2 separate regions of the Mus musculus genome follow, and region 2 is linked to region 1. The links are chromatin loops, found by intact Hi-C in ENCODE. Cell type or tissue: heart. All regions are shown on one strand.

The links. Hi-C counts contacts between places; a loop is a spot of excess contacts. Peaks named below come from ENCODE experiments on the same cell type or tissue, not always from the same donor. Only the 100,000 strongest peaks of a DNase experiment are listed, where the experiment ranks them.
Region 2: it touches region 1 in a loop (8-fold over the local background); 11 of 42 quality-filtered maps call a loop at or near these places.

Annotation. Positions count from the first base shown.
Region 1 is chr6:145,355,866-145,363,865 of GRCm38, forward strand. No RefSeq gene overlaps it. Among named protein-coding and RNA genes, the nearest start is that of Gm38926, 11 kb to the left of the region's middle. In heart, a CTCF peak has its summit at 4,371 (motif pointing right); no DNase peak of the experiment used is centred here; H3K27ac peaks cover 1,042 bases; H3K27me3 peaks cover 960 bases.
Region 2 is chr6:145,820,830-145,828,829 of GRCm38, forward strand. Rassf8 (Ras association (RalGDS/AF-6) domain family (N-terminal) member 8) reads left to right here. Exons shown (of 5, transcript NM_027760.3): 5 at 1-250. Among named protein-coding and RNA genes, the nearest start is that of Gm38927, 18 kb to the right of the region's middle. In heart, a CTCF peak has its summit at 3,203 (motif pointing left); no DNase peak of the experiment used is centred here; H3K27ac peaks cover 609 bases.

The DNA of each region.
Region 1 (8,000 bases):
ATTTGAGTTCTAGAAAGTAAAGGTAGTGATGGCAAACAGTATATTGTTACATTTTTCTATTCAAAGTGTTTATTAATTTTTAAGTTGTGTGTGTGTGTGTGTGTGTTTGTGCACCCGATGTGAGCAGTAGCCTGCAGATGCCAGCAGGGGGAACCAAAGCACCAGGAACTGAAGTTACAGCACCTGGGTGCTGGGAACTGAACCTGGTTCGTCCGCAGGAGTGGTCAGTGTTCTGAACGGCTGGGCCTACTTTCCAGCTTCTCATCCTACTTTTCATAGTAAATAAAGTGTTTGTGAGAAGAAATGCAGCTTTAAAATTTTGTTTTGAGATAAAAATTTTGTGTGTATGAAAGAGTGTCTTGCTTAAAAGCACGTGTATACTGAAGTCGTGGTTGTAGGATCCGTGGAACTGGAGTTACAGACGGTTGTGAGCTGCTCTGTGAATGCTGGGGACCAAATCTGAGTGCTCTGGAAGAGCAGCTAGCTCCTAACCACTGCACCATCTCTCCAGACCCTGGAAACCCAGCTTTCACATTGCCATAAGAATCTTTCCTACGATTCTCAGTAACAGCATATGGATACAGGAAAGAGCTGATGTGTGTCTTACTCAGGGTTTCTCTTCCTGCACAAACATCATGACCAAGAAGCAAGTTGAGGAGGAAAGGGTTTGTTCAGCTTACATTTCCACACTGCTGTTCATCACTGAAGGAAGTCAGGACTGGAACTCAAGCAGGTCAGGAAGGCGGGAGCTGATGCAGAGGTCATGGAGAGATGTTACTTACTGGCTTGCTTCCCCTGGCTTGCTCAGCTTGCTTTCTTATAGAACCCAAGACTACCAGTGCCGCAGACCCTCTGGGTCCCTTTGTCTGCGTGGATGGGTCTCTGGGTGCAGATGGGCAAGGAGTCGGCGGGAATGACAGACAGATGCACACAGGAGATTGTGTAGAATCTGAATGTATTTTGTCAGGTCGAGCATCAAACTTTTTATACAGCAGAATAGCAAGAAGCCAGATGAGATACAACCCACCAAGTCACAGTGACACAATACAAAAGGAATGTATACATCAAAAGATGGCGGGGACCCTAACCCTGCCACTAAGAAGGGAGCCAGGTGGAAAGCTAGTCTATTGTTAAGCCCACCACCAGGGGTTCTACTTTAGCAGACATTCTCATGAATACTGCAATACCACAACCTCCTCCCCCTATTTCCTGGGCCCTGATAATTTCTAGTAGGAGTGTAACTTTTAAGTATCTGTGGAGAATCTCCATTTGTTAGAAGAATTCACCAACTTGCTTCTAATATGCAATGTAGCCTGTACTGAAGATTTCTATCTCATGCCAGCTCAGAGATGGCACCGCCCACAATGAGCCCTCCCACCCTTGATCACTAATTGAGAAAATGCCCACAGCTGGATCTCATGGCGGCATTTCAGCTCCTTTCTCTGTGACAACTGCAGCTTGTGTCACGTTGATACACAAAACAAGCCAGTACAATGTTCTTAACTCTAATTTTTATAGCGTCAGAAATTATAAGTCTAAAACGGTGAGACGGCTCAGCTGATAAAGATGCCTGCTATCAGGCTTGATGGACTGAGTTCAACACCTGTGACCCACTGGGTGGAAGGAGAGAAAAGACTCCCAAGTTGACCTCTGACCTCCACCTGGGTGCCACGGGCACACATGTGACCCACCTTTCTCAGTAAATATAATGAAAAAAATATTTTTAAACATACAACCACACAAGCACATACACAGCCGTGCGTGGTTCAGAACACAGGCCCACCACTGTTTATGAAGCAGACTACCTATTTTTAAGAATATTTTTGGACACCATGCTATACGATAGCAAAAGTCTGGTCTGCATTTCTTCTGGCAGCTTGCCTTCTTCTGGGGGAGGCATATTTGGAAATGGATTCTGGTTTTTGATTCTTACATTTTGAGAGTAGTCCTGGTATTAAGGAAATAATATGGCTATTTCCCATTTCTGCCATATCATCAGGGTGTTTGGTGGAAGTCTCTGTCATATTTTCCAGTCTGTCTGGGAGCATACAATATTCACAATTCATTTTGTTGAAGAGGAGATTCTGTTTAATGCCAATAAATATGCATGACTGTTTGGAGAGAGGAGTGTCAAGATGTGAGAGCAGATAGAACTCTGGAGACAATTCAGGACGGTGGCATGTGGGTGCCATGTCCCCGACCTCATCTACACACATGTCAAGGCTGAGAAGGAGCCTGGACGCCGTCTCTTTGAAAATCCATCACCGCAACATTTTCAAAGGCAGATTAGAAACAGATGGAAAAAACAGTTTATTTTATTTGGAAAATCGGATTCCCTTCTGGGAGACCTAGGGCAACAAACATCAGGATCTGGCTCTGCTCACATTTCCTGGCTCACTCTGAGACTGGAATATACGGTTAAGGATGGTTCAAGAAAATATGTGTGTGTGTGTGTAAAGAGAGAGAGACAGACAGGCCGACAGAGACAGACACACACAGACAGCAACAGAGAGACAGACAGGCACACGCACACATACACACACACACACACACAAACACACACACACACACAAACACACACACACACAGAGAGACAGAGAGAGAGAGAGAGAGACAGACAGACAGAGAGAAAGAGACAGACAGACAGACTGACAGAGACAGACAGCGACAGAGAGACAGACAGGCACACACATACATACACACACACACACACACACACAGAGACAGAGCGAGAGACAGACAGACAGACAGACCGACAGAGACAGACAGACAGCGACAGAGAGACAGACAGGCACACACACACACACACAGAGAGAGAGAGAGAGAGAGAGAGAGAGGGAGAGAGAGAGGGAGAGAGAGAGAGAGAACCACCTGGAGTCAGAAGGCATGGGATTCTCTGGATTAGGAGTTACAGGCAGTTGTGAGCCACACAAAGTTGGTGCCAGGAACCAAACTCAGGTCCCCTGGAAGAGCAGCGACCAGTCTTAATGGCGGAACCATCTTTTCAGCCCTAGACCTTTTCTGATCTGGTCACACCATGGTGAGCAAACAAGAAACATGATTCTTGTGTCCCTCTAATCAGGACTTTGGGCTGTAGCTAATGCCTTCCGTGGTTTAGACCTAACTTAGGATCTTGTGATTCATTTAACTGTCATGTCTCTCGAGTCTCCCCTCCTGTGGTTCAACTCTAGCCTTCCTTTCTCTTTGATGACCTTGGCATTTTGGAAAGGACAAGCCAATTATTTTGCAGACTCTCTTTCACTTCGTGTCAGAAGTTTCCTCATGGTTAGATTCAGTTTATGTGTTTTGGCAAAAATGCCTCATAAAGAATGCGTTCTTCTTAGGGTATCGGTCTAGAATGTGAGTGGAACCTGTCTGTCCAAGCACTAAGGACATTCTCTTTGATTGCTAGACGGTGTGTTGCTTAATAACTTTTGCTCCTATAAAGTACAATTTTCAGGAGTTTCTTTAGGGCCAGGGCTTGAAGATGATTCTAGACCAAGGATGTCCCCCTGTAGTGAAAGAGTGTCCAATTCTGTCCAACATGACAGCCAGTGAGTGACACGTTTTGGGCACTTATGACAAAGGGTGCTATTGAAGACATCAAAGGGGGTACAGTCGGAATGTCAGAATGCTCATAAAACAGCCTGTATGTACCAACATCTCCTAAAACAGACAAGTACTGTGCTTTGGATCTTTGGACCAGGGGCTTAGGGCAGAGAACCATGTTCAGAGCTGAAGCCTCAGAGCTCATGGCCCAGCGGTTGCCTGGCGTTAGAGTGGCGCCCGGGAAGCCACCTCCCATCTTTATTTCAGAAGTAGCTGCTCTAGAAGCTCTAGGCAGAGCCAGGGTTAGCGCGACTTCATTCTGTAACCCGGGCTGTAGCCTGTTGTGATGACTGCTTTTTGCGGGGGTGGGGGTCGGGGGAGGGGAGCGTCTGAATCATTCTAAGAAAATGGGGCTTGGTTTGTTCGATGAGTTGGGGCCAGGTGAGATCCTGCAAGAACACTGTGTTGTTCTTGGAAGTGATTAAGGTTGAAGCACAAGTTCGGGGAGAACGATTGTATCCCTCATAAAAGTGGATTCTGTTCGTTTTAAGGTACACAATAGAAGCTGTGGCCCAGACTCGCCCCAAAGGCAGCCTCGAGGGCATTTACACGCACAGATGGGCATGCACTCAGGAGAGCCACTAAGGAAAGCTGACGTTGAAACGCCCACGTCTTAAGCTATCTGCTGTGAACCTCTGCAAAGATTCATTTTTTTTCTTGCCAAATATAGCATTCAGTTACCAAGTGGAATTGTAAAAGTTTACGTTTTCATGAAAATTCCGGTAATGTTTTTTCCCTCCTCCACCAACGTCTTCTCAGTTCACCACTAGAGGGCACTGTTGGCAGTGAGATCAACAGGAAGGAAGCAGAAAATTGTCTAGTGTTTCTTTGTTGTGTGTGTTTTAAATAACTTTAAATTACTTCCTTTCCGTCAGTAAATAAAAACGGAAATTTAAAAGCTACTCTACTTACAGTTTATATGGACTTGTGTTTCCACTCACCTCAGATACATACAAACCTTGAGTGTACTCCATTAACAAAATAAATAAATCATTGTAAAATGTAGTTCCAATTTCTCCCAAATGCTTCCTTTCCCCAGGCACCTCGCACACTCCTGTACATCCTGTTTGGAATGTTTCCCGCACTTGGAAACGCCTTAGTTGGTTTTTTTTTTTTGTTTGTTTGTTTGTTTTGTTTTGTTTTGTTTTAATTTCTGAGCCGGTTAAACAATTTTACTTTCCCAATCACACTTTCCTGTCATTTGCTTCCAGACCCCAGAGCAGCGAGGGATCTTTCTGGTATCTAGCTTAAGCTATTTATTTCCCGTGTACCATATATACATATTCTGCACGCACACACATGCACAGGAAAGCACATTCCATGTCTCCATTTAGAGGTTACAGAGGTGGCAAGCGTGTCTGCATTCTGAGGGCGCATCCAAAGCTGCTGTCTAGCCATAAGCTTCATGCTTTTGAGGAAAACCTCAACGATGACTCCAGGGGCAATCTCTGCCTCCTTTCAGTGAATGCTGGGCCGTGTCACCATCCTTCAGGCTCACACATTAGCCCCGTAGCAGGCTCTAACACAGGCTCACACAGGTTCTGCTTGGATTTAGTTCTAGGAATTGGCCTGAGGACTGGAGGGAGACTGCTGGTTGGTCTATCGGCCACAGGTAGGGAACGACTTCTGTAGAATCTTCCAGAACAGTGGAAGTGCTGGTGCTTACTAGATTTCCTACGTTACTTTCTGTTACTGCGATAGCACCCTGACTAAGTCAACCTGAGGCTGGAGCTGAAGCGGAGGCCATGCAGGAGCGCTGCCACTGGCTGCTCACTGGCTCACATTCAGCTACCTTTCTGACCTGGATGGACTGCCTGCCTAGAGATGGTGCCGCCCACAGTGGGCGGGGCCTTCCTCCAACAACTAGCAATCAAGAAAATGCCCTGCAAACACTCCCACAGGCCAATCTGATGGAGGCGATTTCTCAACTGAAGCTCCCTTCCCCCAGCCTCTCTAAGTTTGTGTCAGGTTGGCAGGTGAAGCTATGACATTAGGTAGGGACACAGAAGCCACAGGAAACTGCAGAGTCAGCATCCATCCAGGCCCCCTCCCCCAATCAGGGCTGTCATTGTCCCTCACACTTGCTCTGCAGCAAACTCACATGGCCCTGGAGTTCTGAGTCCCTTAGATCTCGTGCCCGACTCACAACTCCTCTCGCTGCCTTTCCACTACAGGCAAAATGAGCGCCCTGTGAGTGAGCAGTGGTGTCGTCTGGAACTCCAGCTTTGCAATACACCGCAACAACAGCTCACCACTCACGGTGGTTCAGGGCAAAACTTAGCAGCGGCTGCTTCTGCTACCCCAGGGCATCTTTTCCTGTATGCCCGGATTGCCATCTCTGCCACCACAATCTCCTCCAGTGGATTACTTTCTCAAGTTGCTACTGGACCTGCAACTGTAAAGTCCAAGTTGCCAAGGCCTTCCAGGACTTAGCTGCAGCCTATCTAGTAACCAGGATGCCATTAGCTTCCCCTACACGATGGCACTGGAGCCAATCCCAAGTCTCCACGAGGCTGTGTGTTCCTCCAACCACCTGTTAGCCAGATCCCTCCTCTCAGCTGAGGATGGCAAGATGGCATTAAATAGGCTAATATTTGTATGAGAGTAAGCCATCACTGTAAGAAACGAGGGTCAATGAATATTTTGGGCCAAAGGTAAAACTGTTTTAAACATCACGGACCACGTGTGTACCGCCCACCCAGCATTTAAAAACTCAAAGTGAAGCTGAGTTCATGCGGTCGGCCGCAGACTAGATTTCGTTCCTGTGAGCTTTAGTTTGTCAGCCTTTGAATGAGAGGTAAGAGGGGAGATCTGTGGGAGGCTGGAAAAAGCTCCAGAGTCCACCCGGGCTTGAATACACGAGGGACAGAGCGAGGGAAGTTTCTGGAAGCATGCTTGATCATCTGTGAAGGCCTGAGGAAGGCTGTCAGGGAGTGCTCGAGCCCAGACCAGCTGTCGTTTTGACAGCTCTGGAGAACAGGATTGTGATCCTTTCGAATAAATACGTGTCCACCTTCCTTCATCAGAGCAGGGCTTCGAATGTTTTCTGTTCATGACCCTTTCTTGTCTGAGAAACTTTTGCTACCCTGTGTGTATAAGCAGATGTAACAGGTACGTAAGTCAAATGTTTACTTAGGGTAAAAGCCTTCAGGTTTCGGAAACAATTCTTTGATACATACGTGATTTTACTGTTCATTACAGACAGAACCGTTTGCACATCACTGGATGTGTGTGTTGGTTTAATTCAATGTGGTTTGATACGCGCTGCGGTAGGAAGCATGGGAAGTCTTTTTTTTCCCCATAATTAGACTATTGTGCTTCCATAAGAGAAAGCTTCGAATAGACCGTCAAACACAACGGTTTGTAACATATAATAGTTTTAAATCTGAGGTGTGTCCTTGGTGAAGCGTTCGTTAGCCGTGTGGTGTGCAGCACAAAGTGTAACTGTTGTATGTTATCGACTGAGAAGTCCTGGTTCTGTGAAGGCTGAGCAGCCAAGTCTCAATGACTGTGGGGAAGTTGGAATGTTGTAGGTCCAGAACCTAATTACCTTGATCTTAGGTGACCTTTAGCCTACTAAGTAGCCATTTACCCCACACCACCCTAATGTCCTGATTACACACAGATAAAACCCTTCTGGAATGTGTTCACTTAGCAAACTCCCAATTTTCTTCCAATGAAATTGCACAGGGTCATCAGAGAGCAGCCGAGACTTCTCTGCTTCTCCGTGACCGCCTATGTAATGTTTTTGAAGTATCTTTGTCGAGTTACTATAAAAACTTCATGAAATTCCTTTTGCATCGGAACACTGGATTTGGGGGTTACCTAAATCCATGTTTCCAGGCCATGGTCACCCATATTTGGCTCCAGAATAAACTACCTCTTATTCTCTTTGATGTGAGAGTTGGTGTGGACAGTGCCATGACTGTAATGAAGTTTCTCCATACAGCACAGGTGAGTTTCGTCAGAAACCCCCCTAGATCTGTTCCATGTTGGATTGCGAGTTAATGTCCACTAGTGTCCAAACCTTTCTCTGCTGCTGACATTTCTTCAACTCAGTCCCATGTGGAGTCAGGGCCTGCAGCTCGAGGACAGGGCTTAGAGGCCAGCTGTCCTTGGGGACATTCATATCCACTTTCTATGTGTTGCAATTAAAAAATATTCTCCTAGGACTTATATACAGCAAGTTAATCATTCTCTATTAAAAATGTCCATTTTAGGTTCTGGGTTCTTTTGGGACCAGTGAAGCTAGATATATTTATATCCAGAGCACAGATCTATCTGATGGAACGCTGCCACCGTCTCAAAGTGTCCCACCCGACTCTGCACATAATCAGTTTCAAACCTGTCTGTAACTTCACTTCCTCCTTCAGACAAATATGCCTGTAACT
Region 2 (8,000 bases), 460 kb after region 1:
GAAGGATTTGAGCTGCTGCAGCTTTAGACAGAAAATGTCCACATTTGCTGATTGTGGGCCATAAATATGCTTTTAGTACTGCTTTGCTGATGTATAAATAAGAAATCTGTAATATGTACTATATGTAATTATTTTCTTTTGACTTTATTTCAAAATGTATATTTTCTGATTATTATCATGAGCTATAAAGCAAAAAGATCAATATCTGATATTCTCCCAAATAATAAATTTTCAAGATTCATTGGAGCAATACAATTGTTGCTTGCTTTCTTATATACTTAATACTTAAAGATATAATATTGTTTCCTTTGAAAGATGCCAAAGAAAGTAGGTCTATGTATCAGTGATTAAAAAAAAAAAAAAAAAAAAAACAAAAGACCTTTCTCTGAACATACTGTTAACCCTCAGAATGGTCTCTTACACAGAGGTACAGCTAGGCCGGGGGTGCTCAGCAGGTGAGTAAGAACTTGGCACACAAGCACCAGTCCTGGGTCCATGTCCTCAGCATCCCTGTGTAACATGTCACACCACTAGCATCAATACTGGCGAATCAAAGACACGTGGACGGCTTGGGCTCATTGACCGGCCGGCCGAGCCGAAACAAGTTCAGTGGGGATGGAGGGCCATTGAGACCAGTACCTACAGTTGACCTCTGGCCTCCGAACATGATGTGCAAATGTGCTGGGGCTTGCAGAAGACAGCATCTGCATCTTGCCACCTCTGATGTGCAAGTGGATCCATGTTTGCAGGAGTGTTTTTAAGTAGAGCTAAGGCTAGGTTAAGAAAATACACATGAGTAACATCATGCTATAAACGTAAAGAGGAAATGAGGAGACTTACTCAGTTCTGACTCCTAGTTGGAAGCTTTAGACTTTTAATGATCCACCCTGCCCTCGCTAAAGCATGTGTTAATGGCTGAACAAAACAGTGTCCTCTTTTACATAGTTCCTCCCTGGCCACTTACATTCTTCATGTGGGGTGACATAGGAGATGCCAGTGGGGTATGTATGTAGTAAGCCCTACTTATGGCCATACTGGGCTGAACTTGACATGGGTCCCCCACTTCAAGGATTTTACCCTCTCATGAGGAAGGTGAACCTCACTACCACATGTTAAGCTCAGTTAAATGAGCAAGGGTTCCAGTGTCATGGGACGGTGGCCAGAAGGGCTTCCCCATCAGCCCAAGCATCAGGACCCTGGAGCAGGAGATAGGAATCAGAATGGCATCTGGCACTGTCTAGGAGCTAGAACTATGAAGGACTGAATAGCTGTGATTAGATAGTATAAGCAGGAGGGAACAGAGAGTGGGCAGACATCATGGTTATGAAGGCCTTGGTTGTCATGGTTATGAAAGCCTTGGTTGCCCTGTAAGGAGCTGGGGAATGGACCCACAGGTTCTCCTGTTTGGACATTTGGTCCTGTTTTAGAAAGTGATAGAACCTTAGGGACAGGGGCCTAGCTGGGAGAAGTGGGCCAGAGGGAGATGGGCCAGGAGGGTATATAGTGCAGCCCACTTCCGACTGGCTTCTTGCTTCCTGGTCCGCTGGATTCATGCAGTCAGCTGCTGCACACGGCCATAGAACCACTGACCTCCCCACTGTGAAAAGCTGCATAAGCAATTTCCTGATTGAGTCACTGAGGAGTCATGTGGTAAGGTACCATGTTAGAAGCGCAGAAGAGACAGCCAAAGGTGAGGGGCTGAGGGGGCAGGCAGCTGTGGGGGCTTAGGCATTAAAAAGTCCACACAGGACGCCAACAGCTACCAGGAAATAAGGACTCAACAGGATAAGAGAGCTCAATGGAGCAGCTTCCTGAGCAAGCACTCATGGGAACCTCTCTGATGTGAGTGGGCTGTGGAATACTGTAGCATCTTCTTGAGAATATTTTAGGGTGGCAAGGTTGCACGTAAGGGCACTTGTTACTAAGTGAAATAAGACAGCCTTTTAAAATATATTTATATATTTATTTTTATAGATTATATATTTTTATTTATATAATATATATTTGTGTATTTTATATAATGTATATTTGATATATATTTAATTTTATGTGTATGAATTTTGTGCCTGCATGTATGTATATACACCATGTGTGTGCCTGATGCCAACAGAGGCTAGAGAGGAACATGTGTTAGATCCCCTGGAACTGGAGTTACAGGTGGTTTTAAGTTGCCAGGTGAACAGGGAGGGCTTCATGTTGCTTTTCTCGTCCCTGTTTTGGGCACGGGTACATATATGTGCCTTGGAGAGAGATAAGTTGTATTAAAAGACAGATCTGTGGGTGCGTCCTGTCCTCTGCAAAAGAGAAAGTGAGTCCTCGCCCATGTCAGATCACGTGGACTCATGAGACCACAGGTTGCACATTCTCACACATTCCGCACTGCACTCCATGTGGCCTGGCCCCTTCTTCAGTCTCCTGGCAACAGCACAGTGGTGGGGATGTAAGGAGAGGCCTGCCAGCAGCGGACTGAGGCCTGGCCCCTTCTCACCCACACCCCTCCCACTCTGACGCTTTGTCATCTCATTGGTGCAAGCAATCTGCCTATCCACAGAAGGTCCTGCTTGGCCTATGACCCTGTGGCCTTGCCTCACAGCCAGGGTCAGGAATCAGCATATTCAAAGATCTGATCTCTGCCTTTTCCTGCTTGCATATCTGACATGAATGTTAGACACAGACACTCAAGTTGGAGGTGGGTGAGTTTTTATTTCTCAATAGACTCACTTCAGAATTCACTCCCATTCCTAAGTTGGACTTCCATCTTTGGCACAGATACATGGGAAACACAATCTAATGAAAAGTAAGATTAAATACTCTTGTCCAAATAAAAGTCTAAGGTCATCTTCTCTGCCTCCTAAGAGCACCAATGCAAACTGCCAGACGGTAGTTTAGCCTGTGGTGACTCTCCATGTTTGCTGTTTGCCACAACTATGTGCATGCCTGATAGCCTCTCTCCTCAGCCTCTGTCAACCCTGTCAGGAAGCTCCTGACTGCTGTCTCACAGAGATTGCATATACGAAGAGCTGGGACTTGCCTGCATGGAGCTTGCAGGGAAAGACTGAGTCCGTGTGTCGTTTCCCCCACCCCCCACCCCCAGCCTGGATCTTCAACTTCCACAAGTCTCCAGTATGTTCACAGAGGCTCCTTCCCAGGACTTCCCACTACAGGGCAGCAAGGTTTCACTGCCTAGTCATCTGGTGCCCTCTACAGGAAGACACTTTGTTGGCTATGTTTCAACCTAAATGTCCCCAGGATTGTCTTTATGGGTCCAATGCTTCATCCTGTGGCTCTGTGAAGATTAGCTGTACTTGTAACCATCCTGGAAGGGCTGAAGATAGTCTAAGGACATGTCTGTGCTCCTTGCTTGGCTACTGGACTATTGAAGAAGTGGAAGAAATCGGAACTCCTCTCACCCCCAGAAATCTCAAGCTGGGAGAAAAGAATCCCTTAGAGCCCGGGCCAGCCAGCGGGGAAACTTTTCTTCTGAGAAAAAATTCACAGTTGTGTAGACCACCTTACAGAAAGGAGAACAAAGAGTCAGAGGCAGCTGCGCCACCCCTGGACCAGAGCTGCCTGTGTGTGCACAGCCTGCTACTGTATTTAAAACTTAACCTGAAATCAAGACCCTGGGGCTGCTAAAACCCTCTTCCCAGTGTGGTATATCAAGTGCACTCCCTTTTTCTGTTTCTCACAATTAGTCTGCCTGTCTTGATTGCTCACTCAAGACTAATAGCTGAACCTGGTTTGTCCTGACCTGACAGAGGCCAACTCCCTGAGTCCAAAGCATGATCATCCACAGATCCCATCATCCTAAAGTCTAACATGGCTTCATGCTCTAAATTTCACTTAAAAGTCTTTTCTTTTTAATTTATATATAAGAATCATATTGGGAGAAGTTCTGCTATGGGTGTAAGTATTCTAATTTTAATTTACATATCTTCAAAAACTCTTTCTGTATCCAATGTGTAGCCTTCTTGCTTTTTCTTTACCTGTATTGCAAGTTTTTATTTTTACTTAGTTCCCTTGAGAGAAACATTGGACCTGGAGCTCCACAGGACCTATCTATGCACGCATGTTCACAAACACATGTACATAAACAAGGGCTCTCAAACGTGCACACACACACACAAATAGAGCTGGGGTACAAACACCACCAGGCTCTAGGATGACTTCTGCTGTTGGCAGAGCCTTGAATGGTCAGCTGCTCCCCAGGGCTTTTTGCATAGGCATTTAGTTCCGATTCTCCCAGGTCTGAAAATGAGTCCCATTCTGAATATTCCCAAGGCACCCATCCCTACTGATATGTATTGTTGTTTTAAAGGTGTGTAGTTAGCTTAGCTTCCTGCTTCAGTATCATGCTCTCTGGTCCCATCTGTGACTCCATGGTACTTGCTACATCTTTACAGAGATCAGTTACTGTATACACAGACCTTCCATGAAAGACAGTATTTTGATCACATTTTAAAACACACAAACCCCCTGTTCTCTCCTCCTCATTCTTGATTTCTCTTAAAACTTGCCCAATCAACATGCCCTACACAGGAAGATGGTCTCTGGCCATGCCATCTTGTGACTGTAAAATGTCCCCTCTAGGCTCCTGTAGTTCAGTAAGGGGTTCCCTGGCTGGTGGAACTGCTTTGGAAGGCTGCAGAGATTTAGGGGGTGGAGCTTCACAGTAGGAAGTGGAGCGCTAGAAGAGAGCCATTAGGTTTTATACCTGGTTCTATTTCCTGTCCATTCTTTGCTTCTTGCTTGGGGTGCCACGTGACCAGTACCTCATACTCCTTCCCTACATGTGGGTCTCCCACTTTGATGAGCTGTATCCCTGACAACTGTAAACTAAAATAAGCTTTTCCTTCCTTAAGTTGCTGGATAAACTGATGTCATCTGTAAGCTGTGGCTTCTGTAGTATCCACTTGGCTAATAAGCTTACTTCTCAGATTGCTGCCAGGATGTCCTCTCCTGTGAAATATGATACATGCACGTGCAGAGAGCAATGACGTCACTGCAAAGTCCCATCATTTCTAACTCCTGTAGGTCTGGTATGGAATTACACTTTTACCGTAATCTTTTGATTGTGGAGAAACAGTGTTGTTATTTCTTCCTAAAGACCAATATGTCTGTCGCAAACCCCACCAAAGCTTCCGTGGTAAAGAGACTTCCACAGTATGACAGCTCCCTCTGTAAGAAAGTCACACATAGGCAGCCATATCTAATGGCCAGTAGTCAAGAACATATAGGGGTAAAATAAAAACTCCCTTTATTAAACAGGGTCACAGCATAAGACCTACTGGTGATGGTGAAGGGCTATTCATCGGTGGAGCTTGGGGAATTGAGGCAGGAGGATTATACATTGAAGGCCTGTCTAAGCTAAGAATGAGTTCAGAGACACCCTGAGAAACTTGGTGAAACCTTCAGAAAGAAAAAAGGGAGACTGGGATTTTAGCTCAGTGGTAGAACTTTTGCTGGAATACATGAGGCCTTGGAGTCAATCCCCAGTGTTAACAAAAAAAAAAAAAAAAAAAAAAAAAGTAGAGAGACTGCGTGGGCATGGTAGTACCTACCTAAAACCACAGCATGAAGGGGTCTAAGAGAAGGATCAAGAGTTTGAAGCCACATTGGGCTGCATGAGACCTTGGTCCAGGGTCCACAGACCCAGCTGAAGCTGAAGCTGACTCCTGGATGACTGTGAGGTTTGTTGTTAATTTTCAACAACAGTGGAATAAGCAAAACCAGAAGAATTCGTCACCTGAGACCGGCAGCACAAGAAATTCTTCAGATGGGAAGAGACACCACCTGGAAATACAGACCCACCTAAAAGAATAAAGCGCTCCAGAAATGCAAACTGCCCAGACCTAGAGTTCAGTAACAGACCAGGGCACTGAATGAGGATGGAATCAGGGACTGATCACCAGAGGCAAACAGCAGCCAGCCTACACTACGGAGGAGGGCAGTCCCTGGAGGATGCATTTATGAAGCATGGACAAAGAAACAGACCCAACGTAATGGTGAACAGAAAATAAATGAAAGCTAAATAGCTATGTGATTGATAGATGGAGACAGAAGAAGAGTATAGATGGTAAATAGAAGAGAGAATATAGATCCTAAGTAGATAAACAGATGGATAGATGATTGATCAATAGACACGATTGAAGATACACAATAGATGGTAGATGGTAGACATAAGCTAGAAGCTAATTAGAAGATGACAGATAAGATAGAAAATTGAAGACATAGATTACAAATGACTGGTCAATAGATCACTGATAGAGCATTGACGATTGACATATTTATAAATATTATAGATTAATATATATATATGTATTAACAAACGATAGGTAGTCACTAGATGGGCAATCAGTAGATAGATGATGGACAAGTGGACAGACAGATTTCTCTGGGACAAAGACCTAGAAAAAGGAACTGCTTCGCGTGATTTTGGATGCTGAGAAACTTCACAACCTACCAAGAGAAGCTGAGGCCCCAGGAAGTATAAATCCAGTATCTAAGAGCCAAGAGTAGTCACTGTGAGGCCTGTGTGAGAGATAGGAGACAGTGTTTCTGGATCCTAAGAGTGTCCCCCCGGCTCACATGTAGACAGGTGCAGGTAGTCAGAGGTGGGGCCTCTGGGGTTGACTGACTGTGGGGCTGACAAATCCATATATGAATGGGCTACTGGGAGGCTTTGGAAACTTTAGAAGGTGGGAGAAAGTAGGTGGCTGGAGGCATAGATTGATGAGGTGTATTTTGCCACCATCTCTTCCCCTTGTTACCATGAGAACAGCCTGATGTTATGCTGTTCAGTCTTGACGCTGGCCTATAAGCAAGCACAAACTGAAACTGCAGGAGCTGTGAGTCAGACATGAAACCTTTCCTTGCAAGTTGTTTCTCTCGGGAAGTTTGTTGTCATGATAGAAAACCAATGTTCAGGGCCAAGCAGTTAGGCAAAGTAGAATTCCCCCTAACTCTTCCTGTTTCTGTTCAGACATTCAAAATATTAAATGGCGGCCATCTGCGATGGAGAGAACCACCAACCCAAATGCTACAACCGGGAGGGCTCTCCCAGACACACTTGGAGAAGCCGGTTGCCCGTGAGCCAGTCAAGATGACTAAACTGCACAGGGAAGGGAAACAGAGCAGGGAGAGAGTGATTTCCGAGTGAATGAGCTGATGGCAATCAGCGTCATTTATCAAGAACCAACTAAATGAGCCTCAGCCTTTGGAGACGACACGGGAAGCCAAGATGGGACTTTTACAAACAAACAAAACAATCAAATTGTGCCTGTTGTGTGGCTAATCTCGGTTGTCAGTTTGATGAGCTCTAGACTCCTCTGTGAGACGAACCTCTGGGTGGGTTTGAGGAGGCTATCTTGATTCTACTACAAAGTACTAAAAGATCTGCCCACCAATGGCGCCATTCCCTCCATTCGAGTCTCAGACTGAATACAAAGAAGAAAGGCAGCTGAGCCCAGACACCCACCATTCTGCTTCCTGATTGCTGCACTGTGACCAGCCACCTCAAGCTCCGGATGGACTGCACCCTGGAACTGTGAGACAAGACAAACCCTTCCAAAGCTGCTTTCCTTGGGACAGCAGATGACTCGGTTCTTGTTTTCTGTATGTTACTTGTATTGTATGTACTGTATGTTACTGTATGGTACCAAACTCAGTGGGAAGGAGACAGCTCCACCCCACACCCTCAGCCCTGCTCCCTGCGTTCACAGCAATCCTCAGGGCTCTATCCACTGCACACATGCGTGCCCAGTGAGTCTTTGATAAAATTAGCTACAGTTTTTCCATGAATATCCTCCTTGCTCATATAGGGTACGTGGAGTTATGCTTGCTAGGAAGTTAAGCTGAACAAACCCTGGAGCTTTTCTCTTCTCGATAACCAGTGAACTTTGACGGTGACCTCCCATTTGCCTCAGTGTGTCTGAGCTAAAGAGTCTTTTGGGCTTCTATGTAGTAGGGGACTCTGCAGTAAAATGCGGGCATGGTGGTGT